Linked DNA regions of Homo sapiens: region 2 is linked to region 1. A link is an interaction called in ENCODE POLR2A ChIA-PET data of the cell type or tissue named here. Cell type or tissue: PC-9. All regions are shown on one strand. Links, peaks and the distances in the headings refer to the core of each region. The heading gives the core; the rest is flanking DNA.

Region 1 (16,694 bases), core at 4,664-12,663:
CTCCTGAGTAGCTGAAACTACAGGTGCCCGCCACCATGCCTGGCTAATTTTTGTATGTTCAGTAGAGACAGGGTTTCACCATATTGGCCAGGCTGGTCTGGAACTCCTGACCTCAGGTGATCCACCTGCCTCGGCTTCCCAAAGTGCTGGGATTACAGGTGTGAGCCACCACGCCCGGCCTAGAATTTTTAAAAGGTATGTACTTGAGGGTCAAGGTTTAACAAAATTAATAATTTTTATGGTTCCATCAAGGACAACTCTAAATAAAACTGGTATCTCCTTTTTTACTGCAAGGATATGACAATGAAGAATACAATAACTACTAGTTCATTGCTAGCAATTTTACCCACCATTGCTTTTTATCATCAGGGCAAATGTCAACACAGGGAAAAAGGTAGATAAAGTCTCTGTATTATTATGAAAATAGTTTTACTTTGCAGAACTCTCTGAAAGGGTCTCAGAAATCCCTAAAAGTCTGTGGACCATGATTTTAAAACCATTAATTTAAATTTATAGACTAGCTAGAAAAATGTATACAGGAATATCTTTTTAAGAACAGGACTAGAAATTTGGAATTCCCAAGAAAATCAGTTGAAAAGCTGTCTTCTATCAGTTAATTTACATATATTACATAGATCCACAATTCGTCTGTATTACAAGAGTTGCTTGTGTTAAGACCTATAGGAGACTGAGACTAAGAAGGGAAAAGATGTAGTCTTTTTTTTTTTTTTGAAACTGGGTCCCACTCTGTCACCCAGGCTGCAGTACAATGGTGTTATCATGGTTCACTGAAGCTTCAATGTCCCCGAGGCTGAAACGATCCTCCCTCAGCTGAAGGGATCCTCTCTTCTCAGCCTCCCAAGCAGATGGGACTATAGGGGAACGCCACCATGCCCAGCTAATTTTTTTCTACTTTTTTTAGAGATGTGGTTTCGCCATGTTGCTGAGACTACTCTCAAACTCCTGGGCTCAAGCAATCTGCCTGACTCCCAAAGTGTAAGATTACAGGTGTGAGCCACCACGCCCAGCCTAAAAGAAGCAGTCTTTTTTTTTTTTTTTTTAAGACAGTCTCGCTCTTTTGCCCAGGCTGTAGTGCAGTGGCACCATCTCCACTTGCTGCAACCTCCGCCTCCTGGGTTCAAGCAATTCTCCTCAGCCTCCTGAGTAGCTGGGATTACAGATGCATTCCACCACACCCAGCTAATTTTTGTATTTTTAGTATAGAGACAGGATTTTGTCATGTTGGCCAGACTGGTCTCAAACTCCTGACCTCAGGTGATCCACCTGCCTCAGCCTCCCAAAGTGGTGGGATTACAGGCGTGAGCCCCCACACCTGGCCAAAGAAGCAGTCTTTACCTTCTAAACAACCAAACTTTTCAGGGGTCTTATGAATGGTGCTAAACATCCACCCTATATAACAAGTGCTTTTGCTACCATTCCCTCCTCTGTATCTGGCTGAGGAAACACAGGCTCTAGAGCCCTGAATTCTCTTTTTGATCCCATAATTCCTACACTGTACCTGTGGTCTCTTAGTTTGTCAATCCATCTCCACTTTCTTTTTCTTCCAGCCCATTCCAGAGATGACAAATAGACTGATATCTCAGAATCATACCTCTGAGCACGGTCAGTCCCCCAAAACTTTCTGTGACTCTCCACAGAATTCTGCGGTTTTCTTATAGAGTCCCCAGAGACATTTTTCCCCCTTTAAACAATATCCATACATTACCAAAGTTTGAGAATGTTGTTAAATACAATCCGCAGTCTTAACATTCAAGGCCTTTGGAGTTTGAACCTTAATTAAGTTTATTGCTTCTAAACTACTAATCCTTTTTATCTGTGATTTCCAAAATTGGCTATTCCTTAGAATCACCTTGAAAGCTTTTTGAAGCTACAGATTCCAGACCCCACCCTTCAGAGATTCTGATTTATTTCATCCGCAATGGAGCTCAGAAATCTGTATAATTTTTTAAAGTTTCCTCTTTGATTCTAATATTCAACTGAGTCTGGGAACACTAGCTTGAATTATTCTAGTCACACTGGTTTCCTTGTTAACCTTCCAACTATTACCCTTTTCCACCTCCACACTTCTGCTCTCTCTTACCCTCTACCCACTTGCCACCTAATCAAATCCTACCTACCCTCAAGCCCCTGCTCACTTAACACCCAACCATAGCCTCTACAAATCCTCCGATTACACCAATCTGAAAGCAATCTCTTACTCCTGCGACTTCAGAAATATTATTTATCTTTCCAATTTTGTGACACCCTTTACCACCTCCTTTATTTTTGCCTTGAGTAATTTTTGACATACTATTGTTATTTCACCTTTGACATATTTTGCTTTATGAGGAGACATATTTTGTACCCCTATCTGCAGCGAAAGCCCCTCCAGGGAAAGAATGTGACTTCTCCTCTTGGGATGCCAAGTTCATAGCTATTGTCTTGCATGTTGCTGGCTTAAAGACAATCTGTAGGCTGGGCGTGGTGGCTCACGCCTGTAATCCCAGCACTTTGGGAGGCCGAGACGGGTGGATCACCTGAGGTCAGGAGTTTGAGACCAGCCTGGCCAACATGGTGAAACCCCGTCTGTACTAAAAATACAAAAAAGTAGTCAGGCATTGTGGCACAAACTGTTGTAATCCCAGCTACCAGAGGCTGATGCAGGAGAATTGTTTGAACCCAGGACGTGGAGGTTGCAGTGAACTGAGATGGCGCCATTGGACTCCAGCCTGGGCAACAAGAGCGAAACTCCGTCTCAAAAAAAAGAAAAAAAATCTGTTAACTCTGATGCCACATATATAAAAATTCTAAAATATACAAGATAATATTTAACATTAATATAGTACTTTATGATTTTTTTTGTTTTTGAGACAGAGTCTCACTCCCTCACCCAGGCTGGAGTGTAGTGGCACGAACTTGGCTCACTGCAACCTCTGCCTCCTGGGTTCAAGCAATTCTCCTGTCTCTGCCTCCTGAGTAGCTGGAATTACAGGCCTGCGCCACCACGCCCGGCTAATTTTTGTATTTTTAGTAGAGACAGGGTTTCACGATGTTGGCCAGGCTGGTCTCGAACTCTTGATCTCAGGTGATCCACCTGCCTCAGCCTTCCAAACTGCTGGGATTACAGCTGTGAGCCACCATGCCTGGCCTAATTTTCGTATATTTAGTAGAGACAGGGTTTCGCCATGTTGGCCAGGCTGGTCTCAAACTCCTGACCTTGGGCGATCCACCTGTCTCTGCCTTCCAAAGTGTTAGGATTATAGGTGTGAGACACCACGCCCAGCCCTTTTATGATTTATAAAGAATTTTCATATATGTTATTTCACTTGTTTTATGATTTGTAAATAATTTTCATATCTGTTATTTCACTTGTCACGTTTACCCTATTAAATGTGTACTACGTATTACCCTCCTTTTCAAGGTAGGAAAATAAGGCTTGGAGAAGTCTAACAAACTGACCAAAGTTAAACAAGTAGTAAGGGGCCGAGTAAGGAAAATAATTCAGGTTTCTGTAACTCCAGAGGCTATGTTCTAAACCATCATGCTGTATTTCTTCATACCTCGTGCATGTATTATTCATTTTTAATACCCCAGTTTTTGTTTTCAGTATGTTATATATGCCAACAAACAAAAAAGGGGCATCTTTTCAGGACACTAGGCTGAGCTCTTTAAAAATGTTATGTCATCTCCTTTGATTATCAGGAAGCAAAAACATGACTCTAAAGATTCTAGGGAATGGGACAGGAGGAACCCATGAGGGCAGATGAAGTCAGCCTTACTAAGGAGAGGAAGCATGAACTGGATCTTAAAAGATGGGCAGAAATAAACTATGTAGCCACCAAAATAAAAGGAAATGAGCACCAATAATTTAGGGTATAATAAGAATTTTGGCCTGGCTGCTTTCGAATGTTGATGCTGAAGAGTTCCATACATTGAGATAAAGTCAGCTTGGTAAAGTGAGGCCCAGAAGGAAGGTCTTGGAATGCCATGATAATTAATGCTGTCTTGATCACTTAAGCAATGGAGACTTCAATGGGGTAACTTCCTCACTTAGTACTTTTCCAATAACATCCCTGACATTTTGTTTATGGAGTCAATAATTGCCTTGTTATTCATGACTCAAAAGTTCATTTTTTTCTGCTGAAGTCAACAAAATTGAAATATTCCCAAGGTTAATCAAAATAGCTAGCACATCATTTGAACCATTTTCTTTTTTTTTTTTTTTTTTTTCAGACAGAGTTTCCCTCTTATTGTCCAGGCTGGAGTGCAATGGCTCGATCTCAGCTCACTGCAACCTTCACCTCCCGGGTTCAAGCAATTCTCCTGCCTCAGCCTCCTGAGTAGCTGGGATTACAGGCATGCGCCACCACGCCCAGCTAATTTTGTATTTTTAGTAGAGACAGGGTTTCTCCATGTTGGCCAGGCTGGTCTCGAACTCCCAACCTCATGTGATCCACCCGCCTCGGCCTCCAAAAGTGCTGGGATTACAGGTGTGAGCCACCGCACCCGGACTTATTTGGACGATTTTCACAGAAGCTGTTGCCACAGTCACAACTGCAGAAGAATGTTCTTACATCCTCTTTTGTACCACAAAGTAACCACTGAGATTTCTATTTGACTTTGGCTCTGTAGCAAGAATATCCCTTCAAAAAGTTTCCTGCTACCTAAGCAAGAACACTTCAAGCTTAAAAAGAGTATTACTGAATAGGTTTTAAATTTGAACTAACTTAGTTCAATCCAGTGAAAATATTGGAGAATTTCAGTTGCTGCAGGAAATCTTGGCCTATAAAGATAAAACAAATGACCTTGGGGATTCAGAAGTATGTATTGTTTAGACCTATCCCTGAAACCATAAAATCCAGTTTCCCAAAAGGCCTTTGCCCTTTAGAGAATTGACACAGAAGCCCTAACTAAAGGGCGGTGGTTCTGGGAGATTTGCCAGAACTCAGCACTAAGCTCTGGGTTTCAGGTTCCAGAATCAAAACAGATTGGGGACACAGGTGATTGCTTAAACTTACCTTCACTTAACACTGTTATTCACAGCATTAAGTAAAATAATAATAATGAAATCATATAAATGTCTCAGAATCTCATGTTCATTATAAACCATCTTTCAGAAAAATACAAAAAGGTTTGTCCCCAAATTTAAACTCTATTTAAAAAGTAAGAAGCAGGCCAGGCGTGGTGGCTCACATCTTTAATCCCAGCACTTTGGGAGGCTGAGGTGGGTGGATTACCTGAGGTCAGGAGTTCAAGACCAGCCTGGCCAACATACTGAAACCCCGTTCTCTACAAAAATTCAAAAAGTATCTGGGCATGATGGCAGGTGCCTGTAATCCTAGCTACTCGGGAAGCTAAAGCAGGAGAATCGCTTGAACCCAGGAGGCGGAGGTTGCAGTGAGCCAAGATAGCGCCATTGCACTCCAGCCTGGGTGACAGAGTGAGACTCTGTCTAAAAAATTAAAAAAAAAAAAGGAGAGAAGCGTTAAAATTAAAATATCTTTCTGTTATTATTCATTTAACACATCTTGTAAGCTTACTCCATGTATGGATTCTAAGAATTACAGAAGAATTGGTGAACAAGACACAGTTTCTGCTTGCTTAGATCTTACATTCTACTAGGAAAGATAATACATATGAACACATACACCTCTGCAAACGAGAACATTATCAGTCATGCTAAGTACTTTGCAGAGAGTGACGAGGTGGCTTCTTCAGACTGTTGGCCAGGGAAATTCTTTCTGAGGAAGAGATATTTAAACAAATCTGAATGACAACAAGTGAAGCCCATGGAAATCTGTGGAAAACATATTCCAGGAAGTGGAAAGAATTAATGCACAGGTATATTTCTTCAAGAAATAATAAGGGAATCCCTACCTCTCAGCCTCACTTGGACAACTTTTAAATTAGGATCCTACTGCAGAACAGAAAATAATGGGAAAGCAGTGTAAAATAATGGGATTGGACAAATAAATTGCTGTTATTCTGAAATACAACAGCTATTCTCCAAATGAATAGCACACTTTCCTTCTTACTATTGTAAAGGTATCATGTATTTTTCTCTTATCATTGTAAGTAGGGATACCACAATAAAAGCATACTATTCATCAGTTTTGAAGTTCAATTGTGCATTTAGTATTTTCTATTATTAATGAGTATACTTTGAATAAAATACAAGATGATGACTGTTCAAGCATCAGTGACCTTACTAAGACAGGGAAGAAATTGGAACTCCACTCACTTCTGAACCAGCAGAGGAACAGCAGGGACTGCTTCACGTCTAGTGAAACATGTCATGATTCCTAGATACCCAAGTTTCCTGTGAATAGAGCTTAAGCTCCACTGATATCACAGGCAGAGAGCTATGTAAGAGACAACGTATCTCATCATGAGTAAATAAAGATTGCCTTCCTTTGACTTATTTCTTCCAGCCATCAAAAAGTAATAATAATCCTGACAACCTGTGAGAGATATGCCAACTCTAAAATAAAAAATAATAATAATAGTTACCATTTATTGAGCATTAAGGTGTTAAGATGGTTTGCAAAGACTGCCACAATATCTCCTCCCATCCCTGCATGCATACCCCTTGTAATACAACTTTATCTTTTCTCCCTTAAAAGGTGATGTCTCTTTCCCTGCCCTTTGAATCTGAGCTGGTCATGTGACATGCTTCATTCAGTAGAGTGTGGTCAAAATGAGGCCAGGTGTGGTGGCTCATGCCTGTTAATCCCAGCACTTTGGCAGGCCAAGGCGGGCAGATCACCTCAGGTCAGGAGTTTGAGAACGGCCTGGCCAACATGGTGAAACCCCGTCTCTACGAAAAATACAAAAATTAACCAGACATGGTGGCAGGCATCTATGATCCCAGCTACTTGGGAGGCTGAGGCAGGAGAATCGCTTGAACCCAGGGGGCACAGGTTGCAGTGAGCCAAGATCATGCTATTGCATTCCAGCCTAGGTGACAGAGCAAGACTCCACAGAAAGAAAGGAAGGAAGGAAGGAAGGAAGGAAGGAAGGAAGGAAGGAAGGAAGGAAGGAAGGGAGAGAGAGAGAGGAAGGAAGGAAGGAAGGGAGAGAGAGAGAGGAAGGAAGGAAGGAAGGAAGGAAGGGGAGAAGGAAGGAAGGGAGGGAGGGAAGAAAAGAAAAGAAAAGAAAAAGAAAAAGTAAAGAAGGGAGGGAGGGAAAGAGAGAGCGAGGGAAGGGAGGAAGGGCAGAAGGAAGGAAGGAAAGGCGGGAGGGAGGGAGGGAAGAAAAGAAAAAGAAAAGAAAAGAAGGGAGGGAGGGAAAGAGAGAGCAAGGGAGGGAGGAAGGACAGAAGGAAGGAAGGAAATCTGTCAAAATAACATTTTGCTGGGAATCTAGACTTAAAGAGATCTAGATTGTGTCTGCTCTTGCTGTCTTAGAATACTACTCCTACTCAAGACCACCATGTGGAGAAGCCCAAACTAGCCTACTGGAGGATGAAAGGTCACATGGAAGGAGAGGCTCAGTCCTCGTAGTTGTTCCAGTCACACCAGTTGCAATCCCAGATGTGTGAGTATGGCTGTCTTAGACTATCCAGCCCCAGCCAAGTCACCTGCTGGCCTTAGCCACAAAAGTGAAAAAAGCCCAGGCCTGCAGAACTGGATCAACCACAAAATCATGAAAAAGAGATCATTTTTGTTTTAAGCTCTTAAATGTTGGGAAGGTTTTTTGTTTTATGTGTTTATGTTTTTCTTTTGCAACCATAGATAACTGATACACTAATTATAAACTAGGAGATCTAAGTACCTTATATTTAGTAACTAAGTGAATGTTCTGCCAATCCTAAGATGCCAATCCTAAGACGCCAATACTATTAATGATACCCTATTATAAACAAAAAGCTTGAAGCTCAGTGAATATAAATGACTTGCCTAAGGTCACATAGCAAAGCAACAAATCTAATCCAGCTCTGTCTGGCATCAAGAATATATTTTATCACTCTAGCATGTTATGATGATGTTGCAAATTTGTGAAAGAAAAAAGGGTGTCTGTGTGGGGCAGGGGGGCTTTTAGAATCCAATCCAGATTATTAGTATTACTTTTCTATATGAAATGTAATACTTCAGTTTTTTAATTTCAAGGAAATAATAGTGTGTATGGAAAAAAATGAGACATATTACAAATGCAAATTATTTGAGAATTTATATACCTATATCCATCAATATATACAGATAATATCCAAACAATTCAAAAAATATACATAGTGCAGTATTATTTAAACAATGCATGACAATGAGGTGCTATACTCTCTACAGAGTTATGAAAATCAATCCTACTGAGTTTCTCTGATATTTTCATAAGCTTAGAAATCACTAAACATTGTGTTCCCATAGCCGGCCCTCAAGTCACTTCGGCATATTGTTTCAGGCCAGGCCATGTCCTTCAGGATGTTTCCTTCTGCTCAGCTGCAGCTGGGCCCACAGGCAAACTAATTAATTGAAATACCTATAGGTGAGATAGTACACTCAATTCACTATTCATTTGAGCACCTGCTAGCTATCTCGGTGCTGGGTTCTATGGTAGAGACAAAGGAGTTCTGACCATGGTCCCTATTAAAGCCAAGAACCTATGGTAGGACTTGTCCATGCTGTGCTCACCCTTCAGCATCTCTGAACATCAGGTGAAAGATCTGACAACCATTAATGGGGCAGCTGTGGTCATCCATCCAGAAGGTATTCATTTTAACTAATGTACTGTGCTTCTGCATGCCCATGAGTCACGATTAAAGGGACTGTTTTGAAGCCTCCGTGACTATGAACAAATTTTTCATTGCCAGCCCTCAGGGTTGCCCACCTGATTTCCACCTCCTACACCACATTTGGGGTCTTTCAAAAAGAATAGGTTTCAAACCTACACGCCTACAATATATCCAAAATTGCAGACAAAATGAACATCTGAATGACATATAAACACCTTAACCCCCATTGCTGTTGAAAGTCCCCATCAGAGAGTGGTTTTCAGCATCTTACATGTGAATAGCTTCCTTTTCTAGCCCTGATCCAGTTTCATTACATGTGGTTAATGATAAAACTGCTACCAATTGCCTTGGCAACATATCTGTTTGCTAAAAGAGGGACTAAATTCTGAGGTTTGTTTTAAATTTTCTACCTGCCAGGTCCCTTACACTAATTTAGGAAATATGTTTTTAAAAAGCAATATATATTAATAGCCTAGAGATAGTAGCAGAAAATATTTCACGTAAGTTAGCATTCATGAGAATGTTAGTTTATTATTTTTAAAATATAAATCAAAGAGCTTTGGTGCCATTAATGTTCTTTCCATTAAAATATTCTTTCTGCTCCAACATTTATACTATATTTAGTCTTCTAGTAACTTCCTGAATTTTTTGCATATTAAAATTTCTCATATAGGAATTTATGTATGGTTAAAGAAAATAAAGATTACTCTGTGGAAGCCCTAACTGTAGATTTTAAAACAATAAATGATTATTGCTTGAGGCTATATAGTGTATAAAGCAAATAAAAATGCAAGGTTTAAACTCAAGAATTTCTGAATCTTTACTGTAGGTTCAAAGCAAAAGGAACTGTAGCCTCATAATTTGGTTATCTATTATTTACATTCCAGTTCAACATTCCTGTGGTTTTGCCTTTTTATTTTTCTTTTTACAGATTCTGGTGGTAAATGAAAACCAAAGAAATGGAAGAGTTTTTAAAACTGAACCTAAATACTAAAAGGTGGCAAATCGTAAAACAGCCAAACACCGCAAAAGGATTCAATAAAAGGAAGCATTTTATTCCATGCTTCGCTTTGTTAGCTAGAAGCTACCTTTCACTGTTATCTCAGGGTTTGCTCACAGTTTAGGAAGCTGGGTAGGCAGCTTTCCCAAGAAATGAGAAGAACATGACAGGGCCTGCTCGCTGCTGGAATATAAGCACATCTAGGCTACATTTAGGAGCACAACACTAGAGTCTGCATACATCCTCACCCTGTGGGTGAGGTTCTCACCTCTAAAAAGATCCTTTTTTCTTTTTTCTTTTTTTGAGACGGAGTCTTGCTCTGTCACCCAGGCTGAAGTGCAGTGGTGTGATCTTGGCTCAATGCAACCTCCGCCTCCTGGGTTCAAGTGATTCTCCTGCTTCAGCCTCCCGAGTAGCTGGGATTACAGGCGCCTGCCAGCATGCCCGGCTAATTTTTGTATTTTTAGTAGAGACAGGGTTTTGCCATATTGGCCAGGCTGGTCTCGAACTCCTGACTTCGTGATCTGTCCGCCTCGGCCTCCCAAAGTGCTGAGATTATAAGCGTGAGCCACCGTGCCTGGCAAAAACATCCTTTTAAGTTGTTTTTCTGATTTTCAAAGGTATTGTTCTACTGAATCATTGCATTCTGTGAGTATTCAAAAATTTTAAACCTTATCTTGGTTTAGTTTGTTTTTTATTTATAAGGATGATTGCATAGCTAATTAGCAGACTACCTAGCATATAATGGCATCCATGTGACTTTTTGTTGTTGTTTTGTGGGTTTTTTGAGACAGGGTCTCATTCTGTCACCCAGGCTAGAGTACAGTAGCAATCAGGACTCACTGCAGCCTCAACCTCTCAGGCTTAAGTGATCCTCCCACCTCAGTCTCCCAAGTAGCTGGGACCTCAGGCGTGCATTGCCACCACAAGCAGCTAATTTTTTTTTTTTTTTTTTTTTTTTTTTTTTGTAGAGACAGAGTCTCCCTATGTTGTCCAGGCTGGTCTCAAACTCCTGGGCTCAAGCATCCTCCTGCCTTGGCCTCCCAAAGTGCTGGGACTGCAGGTGTGAGCCACTACACCCAGTCCTAAGTGACTTTTTAAAAGATAAGAGTTACCAACATAATGATTGAAAGCCTAAATCATTATTACTAACAGTTGTTAAGCACTTATTATATGTAAGATACTAAGAGCTTTTACGCATGATTCATTCATTCCATGTATTCCTATTGCCTACCTATTCTAGGTCCTGGAGAACAGCAGTAAGCAAAACAAAATCCCTGCTTTCACAGAGTTTATATTCCAGCAAGGAAACAATCAACAATTAAATAAGTAAAACATAAAGCATGTGTGATTAAAGTAAGTGCTATGGAGAAGAATTAAGTGGAGAAGGGAAAGAGTGACTGTATGTGAAAGGGTCTCATCCAGTAAGTTGACAAAAAAGCAGAGACCTGAAAGAAGTGAGGTGGTCTAAAAGTGGATCTCAGCCTGGGCAACATGGCAAAACCCCGTCTCTACAAAAAAAAATACCAAAAAATTAGCAGGGGGTGGTGGCACTCGCCTGTGGTCTCAGCTACTTGGCGATGGGGGTGAGGGTGCTGAGGTGGGAGGCTTGCTTGGGAGATGCAAGTTGGAGTAAGCAGAGATTGCACTACTGCACTCCGGCCTGGGTGACAGCAAGACCTTTTTTTTTTTTTTTTGGAGACAGAGTTTCACTCTTGTCGTCTAGGCTGAGTGTAATGGTGACATCTTGGCTCACTGCAACCTCTGCCTCCTGGGTTGAAGCGATTCTCCTGACTCAGCCTTCCAAGTAGCTGGGATTACAGGTGTCTGCCACCACGCCCGGCTAATTTTTGTATTTTTAGCAGAGATGGGGTTTCACCACGTTGGCCAGGCTAGTCTCCAACTCCTGACCTCAGGTGATCCTCCTGCCTCAGCCTCCCAAAGTGCTGGGATTACAGACGCGAGCCGCCACACCTGGCCTGAGACCCTTTCACACACACACACACACACACACACACACACACGTAAAATAAAACAGAAAAAAAGAAAAGAGGATCTCTGGCACCACTAAAGAACTTACTTATGTAACCAAATACCAACTGTTCCCCAAAAACTTACGGAAATAAAAAATTTTAAAAAAAAAAAAAGGAAGTGGATGTCTGGGCTGGGTGCAGTGGCTCACGCCTGTAATCCCAGCACTTTGGGAGGCTGAGGTGGGTGGATCACCTGAGGTCAGGAGTTCAAGACCAGCCTGGCCAACATGGCAAAACCTAGTCTTAAAATACAAAAATTACCCAGTGTGGTGGTGCATGCCTGTAGTCCCAGCTACTTGGGAGGCTGAGGCAGGAGAATCACTTGAACCCAGGAGGCAGAGGCTGCAGTGAGCTGAGATCACACCACTGCACTCCCACCTGGGCAACAGAGCGAGGCCCCATCGCAAAAAGAAAAGAAAAGAAAAGGAAGTGGATCTCTGGGGACGCTGAACATATCTAATGTACTACTTATTGTTTAACTTTTATAACAACACTATTGATATGGTTTGACTGTATCCGCACCCAAATCTCATCTTGAATTGTAGTTCCCGTAATCCCCTTGTGTCATGGGAGGGACCCAGTGGGAGGTAATTGACTCATGGGGTGGATGGTTTTATAAGGGACTTCTGCCCCTTTGCTCAGCTTTCATTCTCTCTCCTGCCACCCTGTGAGAAGGTGCCTTCTTGCCATGATTCTAAGTTTCCTGAGGCCTCCCCAGCCTTGAGGAACTGTGAGTCAATTAAACCTCTTTATAAATTACCCAGTCTCATGTAGTTCTTCACAGCAGCGTACAAACAGACTAATACAACTATGTAGTAGATACTTTTATTGCTCCCATTTATAGATAAGAGAATGTACAGAGTTATAAAAATCTAAAAAAACTTGCTTGTGGCCATATACTTACAAGGGGTAAGCTAAGGTTAAAACCTAGATTTTCCTCACTCACAAGCTGTGCTTTTAATCACCTTCCCTCCCCTCAAATCACCTAACAATCCAACAACAAGATTTCTATGTGCCCAATTATTGGTACCTACCCAACAGGATAATCAATTCCAACAACACACTTTAAAAAAATTAATTTGAGAGGAAAAAAGTATCTGAGGTTTGGCTCATTAAAATAAATGAGAAAAATTCCTCTCTAGTCTCCTGGTGAGGAATCTAATTGGAGGCAGAGCTGACATTTTAAGTCATGGCTCTTCAGGTACAAAATAACAAGGAATGCCCCAACTGACCCTGTATGGACAGATACTGAAATTGTCTCTCAAAGCAGCAGATTCTGGTCTGCCAGAAGAGGCCATGAAAAGAGAGAGAGAGAGAGAGAGAGAGAAACAGGAATGTTGCTGGACGTTTCTATCATCACTTACCTTCAGTTCACCCCTCTCTTTTCAATTACATCTCAGCATCATGGTTGGATGTTTCCACCTGGCTACATAAGCAAGCTTTACACAAGGTGTAATTTGCCTAAATAGTGGTCCATTCTATTGGGGTGGGAGCAATTGCTTCCAGGACTCACATCCATATGGCTCCCACTTAGCCATGTGGCCTGCTGACAAAGGGTGGCGGAACTGTCACTACTCTGTTGTCCACGCTTTCAGTCCTTTGGTTTCCTCTTCACTCCCTGGACGCTCATGTAAAAAGGGAGGCCATATACCTGTGCATTGTGTGTCTAAGCATTCAGTGTGTGTCTAAAGGCAGAAGGGTGTGGGTAGGAAAACAAAGACGAGGGAAGCTGCGTTCTCCAAACACTTCAGACTTGAGTAAGTGGGGTTTTGCAGCAATTGAGTGATTTGAGGGAAAGTGAACATACAAACCCAAGCAATCAAAGGGAATATTATCTTAATACCAGGGATACATGTTTTTCTTTCTGCCTCTTAAGTCCAAAGAGGCAAATCAGGACAAGTGGCTTTGGTTGTAAACTTTAAGGTCAAGGATCCTTTCTGTTGAGCTTAGCTCTCAAGTTCTCAGTAGTCAACTGCGGTGAAACATAATTAATAGCACGATAAATACAAGTTGTGGAAGATTCGATTGAAAGTTGGAGGCCCTCTCCGTGGATCTCTCTACAAAGAGCCTGTAATAAAGAGGACTTAATCAACGTTAGCAGGGCTATTTAAAAAGCATCGTCTATTAAAATTCATTTCTTCTCTAGAGCCTCTTGTTGGAGTTTCTCTGTGTGGGTGTGTTCGTAAGAGAGGAATGGGTTAGCAAGAGTACTGGGTACAATTTGTGTATCCAAGAGAAAACAGAAGCTCTCAATGAGGAAGAACATATGTTTCTGGGACTGCATCTGTGCAAAAAGTACATAGTCCTGACGTTGTACTAAGAAAAAAAACACTCTCTTTAGAAAGTCTTTTATTTCACACGTTATCTTCTTGGCACATTTCCCTCATATTGCCCTTTCCGCCTGACCAAATAGCCCTTTCTCACCCTCAGGTCCAGGAAAACCAGGAAACGTTTCCAACAGTGCGACAAAGCCTGACTAACCAGACATACTACTCGCTCGGGGATCCCGGAGGCAAGCCTCAGTCCAAGAACAGGAGTGACTCTCGAGGGCTCACCTGCCTGCAGGGCAGCCCCTCCCTGCATCGAGCGGAAATCCATCCTGTCCAGCGCGGGGCGTGGGCAGAGCGGGGCGCGGCCCCGGCAGGCGGTATCCGCTGGGACTCCGACAACGTGCGCGACCCCAGGCGAACCGCGCCCCTCTCCCCACCTCCCCGCGGGCGGGTACAAGTCTCCAGGTGTCCGCGCGCTCAGCGGGTCCGGCCCGCCCCCGCCCCCGCCCCCGGGCCCGACTGCGCGTGCCCGGCCGGAGCCGCGCCCCCTCCTCAGGGAAGGCCGGGCGTCCGGCCCACGAGGCCGAGCTCCCCCCCGGCCCGGGCCTCTCACCGGCGCGGGGGGCGGGCCAGGGGCGGGGCCGGACTCGAGCGGGGCGGGGCTCGCGCCAGCGCCCCCAGCTCCGTGGCGGCTTCGCCCGCGAGTCCAGAGGCAGGCGAGCAGCTCGGTCGCCCCCACCGGCCCCATGGCAGCCCCCGGCGCCCCAGCTGAGTACGGCTACATCCGGACCGTCCTGGGCCAGCAGATCCTGGGACAACTGGACAGCTCCAGCCTGGCGCTGCCCTCCGAGGCCAAGCTGAAGCTGGCGGGGAGCAGCGGCCGCGGCGGCCAGACAGTCAAGAGCCTGCGGATCCAGGAGCAGGTGCAGCAGACCCTCGCCCGGAAGGGCCGCAGCTCCGTGGGCAACGGTGAGTGGAGCCCGCCGCTCCCCGGCGCCGCCCCCTGCCCCACACCCGGTCACCTCCTCCTATCCCGCCCTCACCCCGCGTGCTGGGAGTGCGGGACCCCGTGTTCTGCCCACCTGTTGCTCGCCGTCTTCGGTATGACCGACTTGCTTGTGGAAAGCACTCTTTTCCATAACCTATTACTCAGCTTTGTCATATAGGTACCTATGTATATTAAATATTGTACATATCTATCAATGTTAACTAACTCACTTCAAGATTTCACCCCTTTCTTTTTCTACTCCGCCGGTCCGCGCCCCTCACTGGTGCGGACTTAATTTGAAGGTTCAGGGAGTCTATAAACACCTTGAGATGCTATGCAGAATTTTTGGTGTGTACGATCTTTTTCTGGGAGAAGGAGCCCTTCAATTTTATTAGATTTGTTAAATAATTAATGACCCCCATAAATATCTTGGGGAAAAAAACCGACAGCACTGGCGCTCCTACAACCTATAAATTGGGATTGTGCTGTCTTATGCAAGTACTTCGGGGCGCTCCACCCTGTGTGGGAGGCGAGTGGTGGATCTAGGGAGTGAAGAAAAGTAGTTAGGAGGCTTTGGTCCAGGGAACAAACACGCCGAGGAGGAGGTAGGGGACTTTGGCCCTGCCGGCAACAGCCGTGCCCGCCTAGCTGCGCTTCCTACCCCCACCAGTGCGGGCGTGATGCAAGTCTGATCCCTCCAAAAAATTAAACCCGAAGGTGAAAGGGGTGTAAGCACACACATGCACACTATGTTCATGATTGATAGACGGGGGAGGTGGAAGGGAAAGAAGATGGCAAGCCACTTGTGAAAATTAGAGATCATGATGTATCCTTTTCTCCCCTGCTGAAGTCAGGTGATGGGATCAACTCAGTGACCCTTGTTTTACTTCTTGTTGCTGTGTATGTGAGTTTGCATTATAAAAGCACTATGTTGGCTTATAGCAAAAAGAAGAGGAAAGAAATTGAGCAATTAAGTTGGAATATCTGTTTCCTGCAACGTTCAGTTGTTTCTGTATGAAGTAACTTGGGCATTGGCGAATGTAGGCTAACCCATTCTAGTTTCTATTAGGAAAACAGAAAAATTCTAACAGGCCAGACCAGAGATTTCAAACAGCAGAGTCTGGGAGGCTGTACTGTGTGTGTAAAAGAATCCTAAAGGATGACGTAGTCAATATTAACATACTTGAAAGGTAAAGAGAAGATGTTCAATGATCGTAGTTAATATAACTGAGTGCATACTATGTGCCAAGAATTGGGCGATGTGGTTTGCATTCATTTGAGATATATATATATATATGTATTTAAAAACTTGTGAGTTAGGTATTTTCATCCTCATTTTACAGATGAGGAAACTAAGCAGTTAAGTAACACTGAAGCTCTAATAGATGGTAAGTGGCAGAGCTGGTATTTAAACTCCCAAACCTGAATTTTAAACTTATCAGTTTTATCATTAAGTTTTAAAATGATTAATACAAAGTGGGATTTGTTAGATGCTAAGCCTCTCCGTGGCCCCCTCCCATTTTTCTTTAAATAAAATTGAGGAAGTTCTGAAAGGCTGGGGAGGTCTAGAAAACACAGAACTGCTGCAATACATGGAGGGAAAGACCTTATATTTATTTAGACTTAGGGGTCTGACTAAAGACTGCGGGATGAGTGAGGCCAGTCTTTGAAAAGTGGA
Region 2 (16,694 bases), core at 3,980-11,979, 1.4 Mb after region 1:
CAAAGTCATTTTTGCTTTTTGTTTGTTTTTATTTGTTCATAAAGCTTTTTTGTTTCTGTTACATTATGTAGTTTTGTACCAATGGCTAGAAGCAGATCGTCATGGCAAGAGCCAAGGTGCTGCAAATACGACTTCAGGTAAAAATAAAATTAAGAACAAGGATGGGCTATTATAAATCATTATTTTAATTGACTGCAAGCCCATTATAAATGTTTCTTTATTCAGTTTTGCTTGGTCAGACTTGTAGATGTTATTTTATGTTTCTCTTCTCTCATCTGCATCTTAATTTTCATAAAGACTTCATTTGCTTCAAGCCTTGAAAACATGTATTCAGTAGTCTTTAAGCTCTCTTGGCAGATATTTCCTACTTTCTTAGGAGGAAAGGATTAATTGCAGCTTCAATTTAGTAGGAGGTTATTTGGCAGTGTTACTTGGAGTTAAGTTGATATGTAGTTGTAGCAGTCGTACAAATTTATAGTCCTTGTTTGTTTCAAGATAATATTTAAAAGGTAAATTTTAAGTACAGGATGCTTATGTAATTTTTCATTTCCTGGGAATCCAAATTCTTAGACTTGGTTATTTTCCTGTTTTTTTTTCCCAGCAGTAAATTCTAAGTTAGAGGTAAAACTTGTGTTTAAAATGAGAAGTATAGGTTGTTCCCCCATCTCTCATCCCCAAAAGTCATCACCAAGATTCTCTTCTTTTGGCCAGTGCTAGTAGGAATAGCTGCATCCAGTCATTTCTAAATTCTCTTTTTTTTTTTTTTTTTTGAGACGGAGCCTTACTCTGTCACCCAGGCTAGAGTGCGGTGGTGTGATCTTGGCTCACTGCAACCCCCACCTCCCGGGTTCAACTGATTCTCCTGCCTCAGTCTCCTGAGTAGCTGGGATTACACGTGCATGCCACCATGCTTGGCTAAGTTTTGTATTTTTAGTAGAGACAGGATTTCAGCACGTTCGCCAGGCTGGTCTCGAACTCCTGACCTCAAGTGATCCACCTGCCTCAGCCTCCCAAAGTGCTAGGATTACAGGCATGAGCCACAGTGCCCGGCCCATTTCTGAATTCTTAACAGTGATATCAGAATTTCTACATAGTTAGTTCTTCCCCTAATATCCTTCCAAATCATATTTGCCAAGACAGCTGTGTATATATAGCAATGATCTTTCCTGTTACCCCTTTTTTAAGCAGTCTAATAAGCAGTGGTGGTGGTGGTTTTGCTTTTCTTTTGTTAGATTTGTTACTGTTTTGTGGCTTTTTTTGTTTTTGTAAAATTATTTCTTTCTGGAGGTGGTTTCCTTCTTGTTGATTCTTTGTGTGTCAAGAAGGTGCAATGTTCCTTAGTTAACAGAACAATTATATTGAGAATGGCACTTTCATGACCTTTCTGATATATCTCCTGTCCCATTAATAACTTGATACATGAATGAAGATAATGTTATTTTAACTATACACAGGCAGGACTGAATTAAAAGGTAAGTGTTGCAAGGAGTTTTATGATAGGTTATGTCTTGTTTCTTCTGCTTCTGCAGTGTTTCATATTTTATTTACATTTGTGGATAATAAAAGCAAGTATTTCTGGTGTTAGAGGGTAGGTGAAGGAGAGGGTTTCTTGATGGCTATCATGAAGTTACGCTGTTGCTGTGTCAGTACACTATCAGCAGCTTAGACTATAACTGGGAGGAATTTTGTTTTTTCTCTAAAGTGAAATGAAAAGTAACCTAAAAAATCAATCTATCTTTCTTTTCTTTTCCTTTCTTTCCTCTCTTTCTTTCCCTTCCCTCCCCTCCCCTCTCCTCCCCGCCCCCTCCCCCTGCCCTTGCCCCTGCCCCTGCCCCTACCCCTCCCCTTGCCCCTCCCTGCCCCCTCCACTGCCCCTCCCCCTCCCCTTGCCCCCCCTGCCCCCTCCCCTTGCCCCTCCCTGCCCCCTCCGCTGCCCCTCCCCATGCCCCTCCCCCTCCACCCTCCCCATGCCGCTCCCCCTTACTTTCCTTTCTTTCGAGATGAGGTTTCACTATGTTGCTGGTCTCAAGTGATCTGCCCACCTCAGCCTCCCAAAGTGCTGGGATTACAGGCATGAGCCACCACATTCTGGCCAAGTAACTTTTTTTTAAATGAAGAAGTGAATAATTTACAATTTCTTAGTGTTCACAGGAAAATCTAGCATCAGCTTAAAAACATCATGGACTCTTCCTGAAATCAGTTCTGAGCCCTGAATCTGTTCTTCAGCCACATTGACTCTCATGGACAGTTTCACATTCCTCTGCTGACTTTTTGATGCTTACATACTCTAGAAGCTTGGTGCAAAAATTGATAAACTCTCCTTAAGGATGTCTGACAATTTCTCTTCTAGAAATGAATGCTCTCAACTCTTAGAAGATGGAAGTATGGAGTAGAAAAATACAGAGATGAAATGTTTGCCTAAATAAGTCAGAGGAATCTAAAGAAAATAATGATCATTAGCCAAGGACTTCAGTTAGAAATAGTAGTTTAGTTGCCTAAGCAAATGTATTTAAATTATGTGTCCTTGTTCAAAAAAATTCCTATGTATTTTATATTGTTGTCTCCAGCAAGATTTTTGAGTGTGACTTTTTCGTCCTTCTGCGATCTGTTTTGCATTCCAAGGTGGTTTTTTTTTTTCATATTTTTACCCAAAATAGAAACTGAGTCTAACTAGAAGTCAAATACAATTCATAAATCAAATTGCTTTGTGATATTTTTAATAGTATAAATACTGGTAAAGTGACATTTATCTTTTGCTGTAACAGCTAGTATTTTGCACTTAATTAGAACTCTAAAAGTAGGAAAACACACAACACAATAAAATTGTTGCAAGATCTTCTAGTTCCTTGATCCCAAATTTTTGACATTGGGAATTTAAGATCCGTCTACCTTAAAATATTTCATGAAACTAAAACATTTAGGGATAATAGGTCTTAAGGGAATTACTCTGGTTGAGGAGGTTAAAAAAACTAATCTGATAGCTATTATTGAATTTTCAATGTTTTACTTTTTAAAAAATTTATTAAAAAAAAAATAGGAAGAAAAGAAACGGGGTCTCACCATGTTGCCCAGGCTGGTTTCAAATTCCTGGGCTCAAGCAATCCTCCTACCTCAGCCTCCCAAAGTTCTGGGATTACAGGCATGAGCTACTGTGCCTGGCCTGAATTTTCTTAGTAATTAAAATGTAGCCTACTTTTATGTTTCCAGAATTTTGCCAGATAATGAATTTAACTTAGGATAGCTCATTTATTTTAAAAGGTTAGTATGTTTAATGTGTTCTGTCTACTAAACAGGATGACTCAGCAATGATGTTTCTAATTCTGTTAATTTTGTTACTGGAGAACCTGGATATGCAATCACATTTCTCAGAGATTTTTGTGGAAACTCAAGCAAAATTGCTTCCTTTGAGCACTGTAGCATGGGGGTCTAAGTGTGTATAAAATTTTAGGATCATAAGACATATGATTAGCTTAATGTAAGACTTTTCTTTTCTGAAGTAAATGTTTTCATATAGTTTATTATTACCACACACTGAAATGTGGACCATAATTAGGTTACAGCAATGATTATATTACCATATTTTGATTTTTAGTATCAGTTGAGTAGCCAGGATTTTAAAATTCAGATTCTGAAGTTTTAAATGCTGCTCTGTTGTTAACAGTTTTTTAGTTGTCCATCGGGATTTTACAATACAGATGGTTAGAGGCAGAAATTGAATCAGATCTCAACATTATCAGTCAGTAGTAGGACTATAAAATAAATAGAAAACTATGACATGCTTTTGGAAAAGTTCTAGATATTAACTATGTATTATTTGTTGTAGGCGAAAATTTTGACCAGAGTCCTTTGAGAAGAACATTCAAATCCAAAGTTCTCGCCCACTATCCTCAGAATATAGAATGGAACCCTTTTGATCAAGATGCGGTGAACATGGTATGTGTTTTTTTTCCCCTCATTTACTCTTTAGCCTTGTTTTCACTTTATTAATATGAAGGTAGTGACTGTATTTTGAATGTCTACCTTATTTCATTTCATTTATTCTTTAAGTGATTTTATAAGAAATGTGAGGCCGGGTGTGGTGGCTCACACCTGTAATCCCAGCACTTTGGGAGGCCGAGGCAGGTGGATCACCTGAGGTCAGTTTAAGACCAGCCTGACCAACATAGTGAAACCCCGTCTCTACTAAAAATACAAAAATTGGCCAGGTGTGGTGGCACATGCCTGTAATCCCAGCTACTCGGGAGGCTGAGGCAGGAGAATCACTTGAACCCAGGAGGCGGAGGTTGTGGTGAGCCGTGATCACGCCACTGCACTCCAGCCTGGGCAACAGAGCGAGACTCTGTCTCAAAAAAAGAAAAAAAAAGAAATGTGATACTCTCCTCATTTTAAAGATCTGGAAGCAGAAGCTCAGAGAAGCAAGTTACTTGCCCAGGGTTTCCATAGTTAATAAGTTTATACAATAGATCCTAAAAGCCCATTTTAGTTTCCTACTATTAAACTGTGTTGTGCATTTGTATTAATATGTAGAAGCTTTGATAAACAGTGATATTACTTTATTGGCCTGAGAGGAGCCTGATGGAAAGAGCCTGATTACAGTTCTCATGTTTCAAGGAATATTGTATGGTAGGCCTATAATTTGTCATTTTTACAGACAGTGTAAAGATGAAAAGCAACTTAATTGCGTTATTTAGGTACAGTAGAAATCTGAATTTGTATTATTGTTACCGGTGGATGGAGTCCAGCTTCTTGGTGTCTGGAACAAAAAATTGGACAAAACATACAAACAAAGCAAGGAAAGAATGAAGCGACAAAAGCAGAGATTTATTAAAAATGAAGGTACAATCCACAGGGTGGGAGCAGGCCCGAGCAAGCAGCTCAAGAGCCCATTATAGAATTTTCTGAGGTTTAAATACCCTCTAGAGGTTTTCCATTGGTTACTTAGTGTACACTCTATGTAAATGAAGTAATGGCCCACGATCAGTCTGTTTGGTTGTGGGAGGATATCAATCAGAAGCTGAAGCAAAGTTACACCCTACACAAACATACAACCAATCAGAGGCTGAAGTGAAGTTACAAAGTTACACTCCTATGCAAATGAAGACTTGGCCCACGACCATCCTGATTGGTTGTGGGAAGGAAACAATCAGAGGTACTTTCAGTTTTTAGTCTGTCATGCAGAAAAAGGGTAGGGGGAAGGTACAAAGGGAGTAGCCACTGGTCCTTTTGCTACTTGGGCATGGAAAGTTGGGGTTTTCCTTTTGATTTAGTTCTAGAAAGTCAGCATGAATCGGCCTTAGGTTCCCTGCCTCCAGACCCTGTTCTCCTGCCTCATAATGAGTTACCAGTGCTGATTAAATGTCTCTTTTATCCCTGCATGATGTTGTGCATCTATAAGCCCAGCTACTCAGGAGGTTGAGGCAGTGTGACTGCTTGAGCCCAGGAGTTTGAGACCAGAATGGGCACCATAGCAAGACCCTGTCTCAAAATAGGTAGGTAGGTAGGTAGGTAGGTAGGTAGGTAGAGGTAGGTAGGTAGGTAGGTGGATGGATGGATGGATGGATAGATAGATAGATAGATAGATAGATAGATAGATAGATAGATAGAAGATAGAGAGATAGTCAACCTTGAGAGGGTCTTAGAAATAAAGTAGGTCATAGTTTTCAGATTATTTAGGAAGGGCTCTTCTTAGAAGCCTGAATAATATTTGAGATGTTCATAAACTCTATGATTATATAATTCAGGGGGCCCCAAAGTAAGGAGGTAGCAGGCATGATAGATATAGAAATGAATTGGGTATATACGTAAGAATGGGAAAAAAATAAAAAAGATACAGAAATGATTAAAGGTGAACTGAGACACAGTGATAGCCATTGCTATTTTTGAGTTGTTTTGTTTGGTTTTTGTTTTTGTTTTTGAGATAGTCTCGCTCTGTCACCCAGGCTGGAGTGCAGTGGCACAATCTTGGCTCACTGCAACCTCCACCTCCTGGGTTCAGGCAATCCTCCTGCCTCAGCCTCCCGAGTAGCTGAGATTACAGGCGCACACCACTATGCCCAGCTAATCTTTTGTATTTTTAGTAGAGACAGGGTTTCACCATATTGGCCAGGCTGGTGTTGAACTCCTGACCTCAAGTGATCTGCCCTCCTTCAGCCTCCCAGAATGCTGGTATTATGAGCACATCCCACCACACCTGGCTCATTTTTGCATTTTTAGTAGAGATGGGGTTTTGCTATGTTGGCCAGGCTGGTCTTGTACTCCTGACCTCTAGTGATCCACCCGCCTCAGCCTCCCAAAGTGCTGGGATTACAGGCGTTAGCCACTGCACCCGGCCTCTTTTTTAGTATTTTAAAGATATTGTTAAAAGACTCCATTATAACCTGATAATCTAACAGAAGGAAATTAATATTCACTAGATGCCTGCTAGAGTACTTTATGTATGTTATTTTCACATACATGTTTACATGTACCCAGTGAGAATTCTTATATTTTCAAAGGTTAAGTAATTTGCCCAAAGTTAGGCAGTAAGACTCAGAAATTAAATCCAGATCATTTTTACTCTCTAGCTCACTTTTTTTCTCAACTGCCTTGCTGCCTTCCCAAAAGAAAAACTGTGTAACTGAGTTTTGATCTACACTGGAAATGTTATGGGTCACACTGGACCCTTTGTGATATTTTTGTATCACAGTAAACTCTTTCCAGCCTGGGCTCGCTCTAGGGAGGGGATAGCATGGTGCTATTTGTAAGGACAAATGCCTAAAGCACTTGGCACTTTGACTTTGATTCCTTACAGAGTACAATGTGGTTATTTTCCTAAACTGTTATACAATACTAAAATAATCAGAGATGCCATTTTGCTGGAAGTTAATATTGTAGATGCCTAGCGTCATCTTTGGTGAAGACTCTACTATAGATATTATGTAGAACACAACTGTTAGTTATCTTTATAAGACTTGGAAGAGTCCAGACAAGCATCTGACTAAAATAGTTGAACAGCAGTGACAAAAAAATAACTTATGAGCTGCTTATGCAGCAAATTAATAGAAAGGCATTTAGGAAAAGAGTGTTTAAATCAAGCAGTGGAAAACTGGATAAGAATATGAATAGATCACAATACTTAATCTTCTTAAATTAGTAAGATATTTCAAAATATAACTTATTCTGTGAGAAATCAGAATGGTATTCAAAGTGAGGTTCTAGCCTAAGCAACATAGGGAGGCCCTGTCTCTACAAATTAAAAAAGAAATAGCTGGGTGTGGTGGCACCATGCCTGTGGTCCCAGCTACTCTGGAGGCTGAGGTGGGAGGATCACTGGGGCCTGGGTACAAGTACGTTCTTACTATATGAATCCACAGTCATTTGGAACAAAATGCCACCCTTCATGTGTTTTCTTTCTTTTAATCATTTGAATGAATTAATAGTGAGATATCCATGATAGCTTTTGCCTCTATCTGCAAAACATTAATCTTTAAAGTAATTATCAGCTTCCTTGATCTTTGATATTTTCTTTACTCCTTGCCCCTGAGGTTATTTTATGTAAGCAGCAAAAGTTTCCCCCTGAAGAATAATCGCAAAGGCTGTGTTTTGATGGTTAAGCACCACATAGCATTTTTTTTATTGCTGCAAATCTAAAAGGATTTGCTTGTACTCCTGGAAAATCTCTGAAAAGCATCCCATTAAAGTAGTTTGCATTCGGGTCACAGATTTACTGCCTTTAATTTCCTCTTTGATTTACTAGTAAGTGCGTTTGTATGAAGCTGTAATTTATTCCCACCTAAAGATATAAAGCTTTGTCTTGCCTTTAGCAAAATTCCACCGCAGTGAGTCATCACCTTCTGTAATATTAGTCATTCCTCTAACAACAGTAGTGCTTTGAATAAAAGGTCATTAATTTCATACATAAATTAAGTACCCAAAGCAGTGAACTTTGTTAAATAAAATGTTTAATGTGTATGAGTACAGTGCAAATAAAATAGAAAATAAATACAAGTGACAGGTGAAATAATTCCTGAATTAGTTTTTTTTCCTCAGTTGCTGATCAGAGATTTTTATGAAAAAAAGTAAATATCACAGAACAGAAAGAACAATACAATAAACAGTCAATGTATGTATTAATCACCTAGAACTAACATATGTCAACATTGACATGTTTGCTTCAGAGCTCTACATTTCCTTTCCTTTCCCTTTCCCTTCCTCCCTTTCTTTGCTTTCTTTTCTTTCTTTCCCTTGTTTCCACAGTCTCACTCTGTCTCCCAGATTGGAGTGCAGTACATTTAATTAAATTAATTAATTTATTTGAGACAGTCTCACTCTGTCACCCTGGCAGTTCAGTGGTGCAATCTTGGCTTACTTACAACCTCTGCCTCCGGTGTTCAAGTGATTCTCATGCTTCAGCCTCTTGAGTAGCTGGGATTATAGTCGCGCACCATCACGCCTGGCTAATTTTTGTATTTATGGTAGAGACGGGGTCTCCCTATGTTGGCCAGGCTGGTCTCAAACTCCTGGCCTCAAGTGATCTGCCCGCCTCGACCTCTGTGAGCCACTGTGCCTGGTCTGCATTTCATTTTAAATGAAATAAAGCATTGCAAACAGAGCTGAAGGTCCCCCACCCCACTTTCACATCTCTTTGAGGTAATCTGCTTATTGGCATCCATGACTATGTAATATTCTAGTTGATAGATCTTATCTTTAAGCCTGTGTTGTACCTAAGAATTCATAGGAAGAAAACATGGTCAATAACTTTTAAGCAAACTGTATGAAAATATAAGGATTCTATTTTTTATGTCTGTCCTAATGAAACATCATAAATATATTTTAGGTAACAAAAGAGTAATAACTATTATAAAGCTCTTACTTTATAATTTGCTGTTAACTTTGATTACAAAGAAGGATATAGTGGAATGAAGAGCAAAGAGTAAACGGTGAAAGGTTGGCTGAAGAAACCTATTCAGATGCTTATCTTGTAAGAGTAAAAGGAAAAAGGGCTATATATACTTTTTGTAGACTTAGCAATTACTTGAATTTGAAATGGATAATCCCAAATTACATTCATAGGTTTGACATTAGAATGAAGATAAGCCCTCATTTTGAGCCAAGTTTAGGTTCAAGCTCACAATAAAATTTTTTTTTTTTCTTGAGACAGGTTCTGACTCTGTCATCCAGACTGGAGTGCACTGGTGCAATCTTGGCTCACTGCAGCCTTGACCTCCCATGCTCTAGCGATCCTCCACCTCAGCCCCCCAAGTAGCTGAGACTACAGGTGTGCACCACCACGCCTGGCTAATTTTTGTACTTTTTGAGGAGACGGGGTTTGGCTATGTTGCTTAGGCTACTCTCGAACTCCTGGACTCAAGCAATCTGCCCACCTCGGCCTCTCAGAGTGCTAGGATTACAGGTGTGATCCACGATGCCTAGCCATATCTCACAGTAAAATTATAGGAATGGGGCTTTCATTGCTGGAGGACCATTGCTGGAAGACCCTTTTGCCCCCGCCACCCCCATCCTCTCGCCCGTTTCCTTAACATTGCAGCTAGAATATTTCACTGGCATCTCAAATGCAACATATCCAAAACTGAATTCATTATTCGTCCCACCAGTCTTTTGTCAGTGAATGGTACAACCATCCACCTACTTGCCAAGTCCAACAATGTACACATCACCCTGAAAGTTCTCACTTACTCACCCTCTCCCATATATAATCAGTTATCTGTCTACTTCTCTCTGTTCCGTATACTCACCTTGGTCCAAACCATCAAGATCTCTTACCTGGACTCCTGCAGTAACCTGTCCATTTCATTCCTCATACTATAGCTTCTGCTTCTGCTGTTCCTTCTCTCTGGAAGGCTCTTCCACCTCTCCTTCACCTAGTGAATTCTTACTATTCCTTCAGACTTCACTGTAAACATTTATATAGAGAAGCTGCTCCTGACCATCACCTTCCACCGTCTTCCCAGCACTCAGGTCACCTTAGGTTCTCTTAGTACCTTGTATACCTTTTTGTAGCACCTATCTCAGTTGCAGTTAACCAATTACTTAGCTAGTAGTCAACTGTGTATCTCGTGCTTAATGTAAGCACCATGAGAACAGGAGCAGTGTCTCTTATTCATTGTTATATCCCTAGCTTTGCGCATAGTAGATGTTCAAATTGTTGAATAAATGAAGTGATACTTGCTTACAATACTTCTCTTCCCTGTCCTTGACTAGGTGTGACCTCCACTGCAAAACCATCTCTTAAGCAGGAGTAGTTACTCTGTCTTTTCTTATGATATCTCGAACAGAGTCCGTAGCAACACTGATCACATTTTTTTGGTAACTGCTGGTTTCTGTGTCTGTCTTTCCTACTAGACTGTGAACTCCCTAAAGGAAAGGATTATTTTTATCTTTGTCTTTTGAGTTACCAAGATCTAATGCAAAACATGGGACAAAATAAGTGTTTATGGAAGGAGGGAGAGAAGAGGGGAGGGAGGGAGGGAGACATTCTGAGAAATGTGTTGTTAGGTGATTTTATTGTGCAAACATCATAGAGTGTATATACACATACACAGACCTAGGTGATATAGCCTACTATACTTCTAAGTTATATGGTATAACGTATTGCTCCAGCCGTTGTCCTATAGGCAGTCCATTGTTGACCAGAGTGTGGTTATACAGTATATGATTGTATTTGCATAATGAGGGAGAGGCCATGGAAGTCATAGAACTACAAGATGTGGAAAAAGGAATTTTAAAATTCTAGCCAAACTGCCTGAAACGGTCTAGAGAAATATAAGAACATTTGCTGACTCAAACTGGGAAAGTTACACACTTGTCATTATAAGCCTGCTTTGGCTAAAGTAATCTGGTTACTAGTAGTAGTCTGATCATCAGTGACACCTCTAATTTTTAGTTGTTTTATTGTGGGATGGTGAGGGGGTATTGTTAGTAGATAGCAAAGTTAAGGGTTAATTAGAAATGTTTAATACCGTGATAAACAAATCTTGATTTATATTTCAGGTTTTCTGAGATTTCTTGTAGTTCCTGACAGTTTAACAATTCTGATGAAACTCAGGTTTTCTGAGAAAGTATCTTGTAGTTCCTGATATAAAACAGTACTGTATATCTTTTAAAAATGGAAAAATAATAGCATTTTGCAGTTCATGTTTCCCGATTAGATATATAGTTCTTACTTTTTTTGATTTGTTGGAAGAGCATTTAGGAAAAATTCTTACATCTGTTGTCTGTAGCATAGAAAGCCATTCTTCACTTTGAGTACAACTTTTGGCAAGCTTTTTCTGTAAATGTTTGAATGTGCGCTCAAGAAAGCTACAAACCCTTAAGGGAATATTTGGCAGCTGTTCAACAGCAGTTGAGCTATGATTTTGTGATTTAGGATGACAGGAACGCCTATCAATTAAATTAAATCTTTATGTTGACTTTGGTGGTCACTATGTTTCTGTATTGCCTACTTGATGGAAAAAGAATTACAAGCTGAAGTCCAGGCACTGTGGCTCACACTGTAATCCCAGCACTTTGGGAAGCTGAGGCGAGTGGATCACTTGAGACCAGAAGTTCAAGACCAGCCTGGCCAACATGGTGAAACCTCGTCTCTACTAAAAGTACAAAAAAAAAAAAAAAATAGCCGGGTATGCACGCCTATAATCGCACACACTTGTAATCCCAGCTACTTGGGAGGCTGAGGCAGGAGAATTGCTTGAACTCAGGAGGTGGAGGTTGCAGTAAGCTGACATCACACCACTGCATACCAGACTGGGCGACAGAGTGAGATTCCGTCTCCAAAAAGACAAAAAAAGAATTACAGACCAGATCAAGAGGTGAACTAAGCCTGGTGCTTTACCCCCAGCTGTTTTTGTTTGTTTTCTTGTTCATTCATTTATTCATTCAACCAATTGTTATATGCCATGCACTGTGCTAAACAAGTTTGAGTTTAGCCTGGAGCAAGAATAATTCAAATTATCCCTTCTACAATCTTTATTGACTACAATAAATGTGTCAAATGAAGTTTTTGGGTTTTTAGGGTTTTTTGTTGTTTTTGTTTGTTTGTTTTTTTGAGACAGTCTCACTCTGTCTTCTAGGCTGGAGTGCAGTGGTGCAGTCTTGGCTCACTGCAACCTCTGCCTCCCGGATTCATGCGATTCTCGTGCCTCAGCCTTCCAGGTAGCTGGGGCTACAGGTGTGTCCCACCACGCCCGGCTAATTTTTTGTATTTTTAGTAGAGGCAGGGTTTCGTCATGTTGCCCAGGCTGGTGGTCTTGAACTCCTGAGCTCAGGCAATCCACCCGTCTCAGCCTCCCGAAGTACTGGGATTATGGGTGTGAGCCACTACACCCAGCCAAATGAGTTTTTATTCATGCTATCAGCAGAGCAACTCATTAACTTGTTATGATGAAATCAGCCTTAATGTGAACGTAGAATTATTAAAAGATTCTGCCATAGCCTTTCCTTATACAGTTATTCCTAAGACTAGGAATAAGTGGCTTTTACCCCCTACCAAATCCAGGTATTCATAGGTTTTACCTAAGTCTATATCTCATTCTATCCAAATATACATAGTAATTTAATATGTAAAAGAATTGAGTAAATCTGCCTTAGTCCTTTCCACATCTCATATTCAATGATATGAAATATGAAGACATTTTCACTGGTGCACTAATGCTGAGCTTCACAGTTTTTTCTTTTTACCCATGTTATCAGTCACCACCTGTTATGGCCCCAAATGGTATATTATTCCATTGCAGTTCCCTTGAATGTTTAAAGTTATTGAAATGAAGTACTAGCCCTTGAGTAGCTGGCAATGTAGAGATCAAACAGAATTATACAATACTAGTAATGTGTATGTTTATATAATGTACATATGTTTACAGTGGTGCAAGACTTTAATTGCTTCTCCACAATAAATACTTTTTAGAGGAGTAACATTTTATGGCATGCAAAAGATGAAGAGAACACTATTTTTTATGGAAAGGTAAAGGAAGACCTCTCTAAGGTAGTATTTATGTAGAGACTTAAGGGAAGTAAGGAAGTATTTTGATTATCTATCGCTGCATGACAATCCATCCGCCTACCAGTTAATGGCTTAAAATAGGGCTTGGCAATTTTTTTCATGAAGAACCAAATAATAAGTAGTTGAGGTATTGTGGGCATACAGTTTCTGCCACAGTCACCCAGCTCTGCTGTTGTAGTGTGAAGGCATCCATAGACAGTGCATAAGTGGATGGTTGTGACTGAATCCCAGTGAAACTATTTACAGATCAGGTGGCAGATTGTATTTGACCTAAGGGTTTTTCTTACTCCATTCCTCCTGCTAAAATAAAATACTTCAGACTGAGTAACTTACAAGGAATAAGAATTTATTTCTCACAGTTCTAGAGGTTGAAAGTACAAGATCAAGGTGTCTGTAGGTTTAGGGTCTAATGATGGCCTAGTCTCTGCTTCTAAGATGGTACTTTGTTATTGTGTACTCCAGAGAGGACAAATGTTGTATCCTCACATGGCAGAAAGCACTAGGGTGCTGCTCCCTTCAACCTTTTATAAGAAGGACGAATCCTTTCATGAGGGCAGAGCCTGCATGACTTAATCACTTCCCAAAAGTCCCCACCTTTTAATACCGTCACCCTGAAGTGATGTTCCAGCATATGAATTTTGGAGGCACACATATATTTAAACCCATAGCAGGGCTGTTGTTTGCTGACCCTTGATTTAAAGCAACAAAATCATTACTTAGCCTACATATCTGCAATGTAGGTAGCTTTTGGTTGGCTGCGCCTGTATTCTACTTGGTGTTAGTTTGGAAGGTTTGAAGTCTGAGGACTGAAATCATCTGAAAGCTCACCCACTCACAGGCCTGTCTCCTGGACCAGGCATATAGCTAGGGCTCCTTCTGTCTCTGTGTGGTCTTTCATTTGGTCTCACCAGTCAGGCAGCTTCAGGCTAGCTAAACTTTTTATATGTTGCCTCAGGGCTCCCAGAGTGTGTTACCAGGTTACCAGAGAGAGAGAGAGAGAGAGAGAGAGGAGATGGAAGCTGTATTGCCTTTTTTAGCCTCTGCTCAAAAGTCACTCTGTCACTTGTCACTGCTGTTGCATTTTACTTGACTAGGCCAGGGGTGGGCATACATGGCCCCCAGGCCAAATCTGTCCAGCTGACTGTTTTTATAAATAAAATTGTGTTGGAACAAAACCATACTTACGTGTTTAAAGGTTGGTACAAAAGTAATTGTGGTTTTGGACAGAATTTTAAATCATAACTAGGCTCAAGCACATCCTTATTAATCAAAATAAGAACCATTACAATCAACACATTTTTGCCAATGAGAAATAAGTTTGTTTATTCCTGTAACGTAAAATATCCGTGCTTTGGGATTTGATGAACTCTTGGAAAGCATTTTCTGCATCCTGCTGGTTGTGGAAGCGTTTTCCCTGCAAAAAATTGTCGAGATGCTTGAAGAAGTGGTCAGTTGGCAAGAGGTCAGGTGAACATGGTGGATGAGGCATGACTGCATAGCCCAATTCGTTAAACTTTTGAAGTATTTGTTGTGTGATGTGCGGTCAGGCATTGTTGTGGAAAAGAATTGGGCCCTTTCTGTTGACCAGTGCCCGCTGCAGGCTTTGCAGTTTTTGATGCATCTCATCGATTTGCTGAGCATACTTCTTGGATGTAATGATTTCGCCAGGATTCAGGAAGCTGTAGTGGATCAAACCAGCAGCAGGCCACCAAACAGTGACCGTGACCTTTTTTTGGTGCAAGTTTGGCTTTGGGAAGTACTTTAGAGCTTCTTCTTGGTTCAGCCACTAAGCTGGTCATCGCCGGTTGTCTAATGAAATCCACTTTTTGTTGCACATGACAATTTGATTGAGAAATGGTTCGTTGTTGCTGTGTAGAATAAGAGAAGACGACACTTGAAAATGATGCTTTTATTTTATTTTGTTTTGTTTTGTTTTGTTTTGTTTGAGATGGAGTCTCACTCTGTTGCCTAGGCTGGAGTTCAGTGGCACAATCTCGGCTCACTGCAACCTCCGCCTCCCAGGTTCAAGCAATTCTCCTGCCCCAGCCTCCTGAGTAGCTGGGTCTACAGGTGCATGCCACCACGCCCTGCTAATTTTTTGTATTTTAGTAGAGACAGGATTTCACCATGTTGCCCAGGCTGGTTTCAAACTGAGCTCAGGCAATCCGCCTGCTTCAGCCTTCCAAAGTGCTAGGATAACAGGCATGAGCCACCGCACCTGGCTCCAAGATGACGATTTTTTAAAATTTCCACTCAGCTCATGAGGCACCCACTTACCGAGTTTTTCCACCTTTCCAATTTGCTTCACATGTCAAACGGCCATAGAATGGTCGACGTTGAGTTCTTCAGCAACTTTTCATGTTGCTGAAGAGGGTCAGCTTCAGTGATTACTCTCAATTGATCATTGTCAACTTCTGATGGCCAGCCACTATGCTTCTCATCTCCAAGGCTGCCATCTCCTTTTCAAAACTTCTTGAACCACCACTGCACTGTGCGTTAGTTAGCAGTCCCTGGGCCAAATGCATTGTCGATGTTGTGGTTGTCTCCACTGCTTTACGACCCATTTTGAACTTGAATAAGAAAATTGCTCGAGGCCGGGTCGGGTAGCTTACACCTGTAATCCCAGCACTTTGGGAGGCCAAGGCGGGCAGATCACTTGAGGTCAGGAGTTTGAGACCAGCCTGGCCAAAAATGGTGAAACCCCGTCTCTACTAAAAACACAAAATTAGCTGGGCATGGTGGTGCAGGCCTGTAGTCCCAGCTACTCGGGAGGCTGAGGCTTGAACCTGGGAGGCGGAGGTTGCAGTGAGCCAAGATTGCGCCACCGCACTCCAGCCTGAGTGACAGAGTGAGACTCTATCTCAAAAAAAAAAAAAAAAAGAAAAGAAAAGAAAACTGCTCTAATTTGCTTTTTTGTCTAACATTTTCAGTCTAAAATCTAAAATAAACAGCAAGTAATAAGTCATTAGCAAAAAAACATAAAGCGAGAAATGCCCATTAAAATGATGGTCCAGGCTCAGTGGCTCAAGCCTGTAATCCCAGCACTTTGAGAGGACGAAGCAGGCGGATCATGAGGTCAGGAGTTTGAGACCAGCCTGGCCAACATAGTGAAACCCATCTCTACTAAAAATACAGAAATTAGCCAGGTGCAGTGGCAGACGCCTGTAATCCCAGCTACTTGGGAGGCTGAGGCAGGAGAATTGCTTGAACTTGCGAGGCAGAGGTTGCAGGGAGCCGAGATCGCGCCACTGCACTCCAGCCTGGGTGACAGAGCAAGACTCCGTCTTGGAAAAAAAAAAAAAAGATGTATACTATAACCACATTTATTTAAAAAGTGTATTCCAATGTCAAATGGCAAATTCCAACAATGCAAAAACCACAGTTACTTTTGCACTCACCTAATACAATGTGGAGTGGAGCAGTTGTGACAAAGACTGTAATGGCCTCCAGAGCCTAAAATACTTATCTGTCTCTTTATAGAAAAAGTTTCCCAGATCCTGGTATAGGCACTCTCAGCAGCCCACCCAGGTTCAAGGAGAGTGAGCTCCACTTCTTAATGGGGAAGTGTCAAGGTTTGGAAGAGTGTGTGAAAGTAGAAATATTATTGGAGCTATATCTGCCACAAGGAATGAGTCATGTGGATACCAAGGGGAAGAAAGCTGCTGGAAAAGGGAAGAGCAGATTTTGATGGGAGCAC

The links. ChIA-PET counts read pairs that join two places held together with the same protein. Peaks named below come from ENCODE experiments on the same cell type or tissue, not always from the same donor. Only the 100,000 strongest peaks of a DNase experiment are listed, where the experiment ranks them.
Region 2: POLR2A ChIA-PET joins it to region 1 with 11 read pairs; 2 of 35 experiments call an interaction of 5 or more read pairs at or near these places.

The regions. Positions count from the first base shown.
Region 1 is chr12:32,894,812-32,911,505 of GRCh38, reverse strand. PKP2 (plakophilin 2) reads left to right here and starts at 14,729. Exons shown (of 13, transcript NM_001005242.3): 1 at 14,729-14,997. The coding sequence starts at 14,775. RefSeq lists silencers at 14,321-14,420, 14,621-14,730. In PC-9, for the core only: no CTCF peak of the experiment used is centred there; a DNase peak (open chromatin) is centred at 9,625.
Region 2 is chr12:31,483,049-31,499,742 of GRCh38, reverse strand. It overlaps DENND5B (DENN domain containing 5B), which reads left to right. Exons shown (of 21, transcript NM_144973.4): 2 at 3,824-3,933. Among named protein-coding and RNA genes, the nearest start is that of DENND5B-AS1, 99 kb to the left of the region's middle. In PC-9, for the core only: no CTCF peak of the experiment used is centred there; a DNase peak (open chromatin) is centred at 7,812; H3K27ac peaks cover 2,221 bases.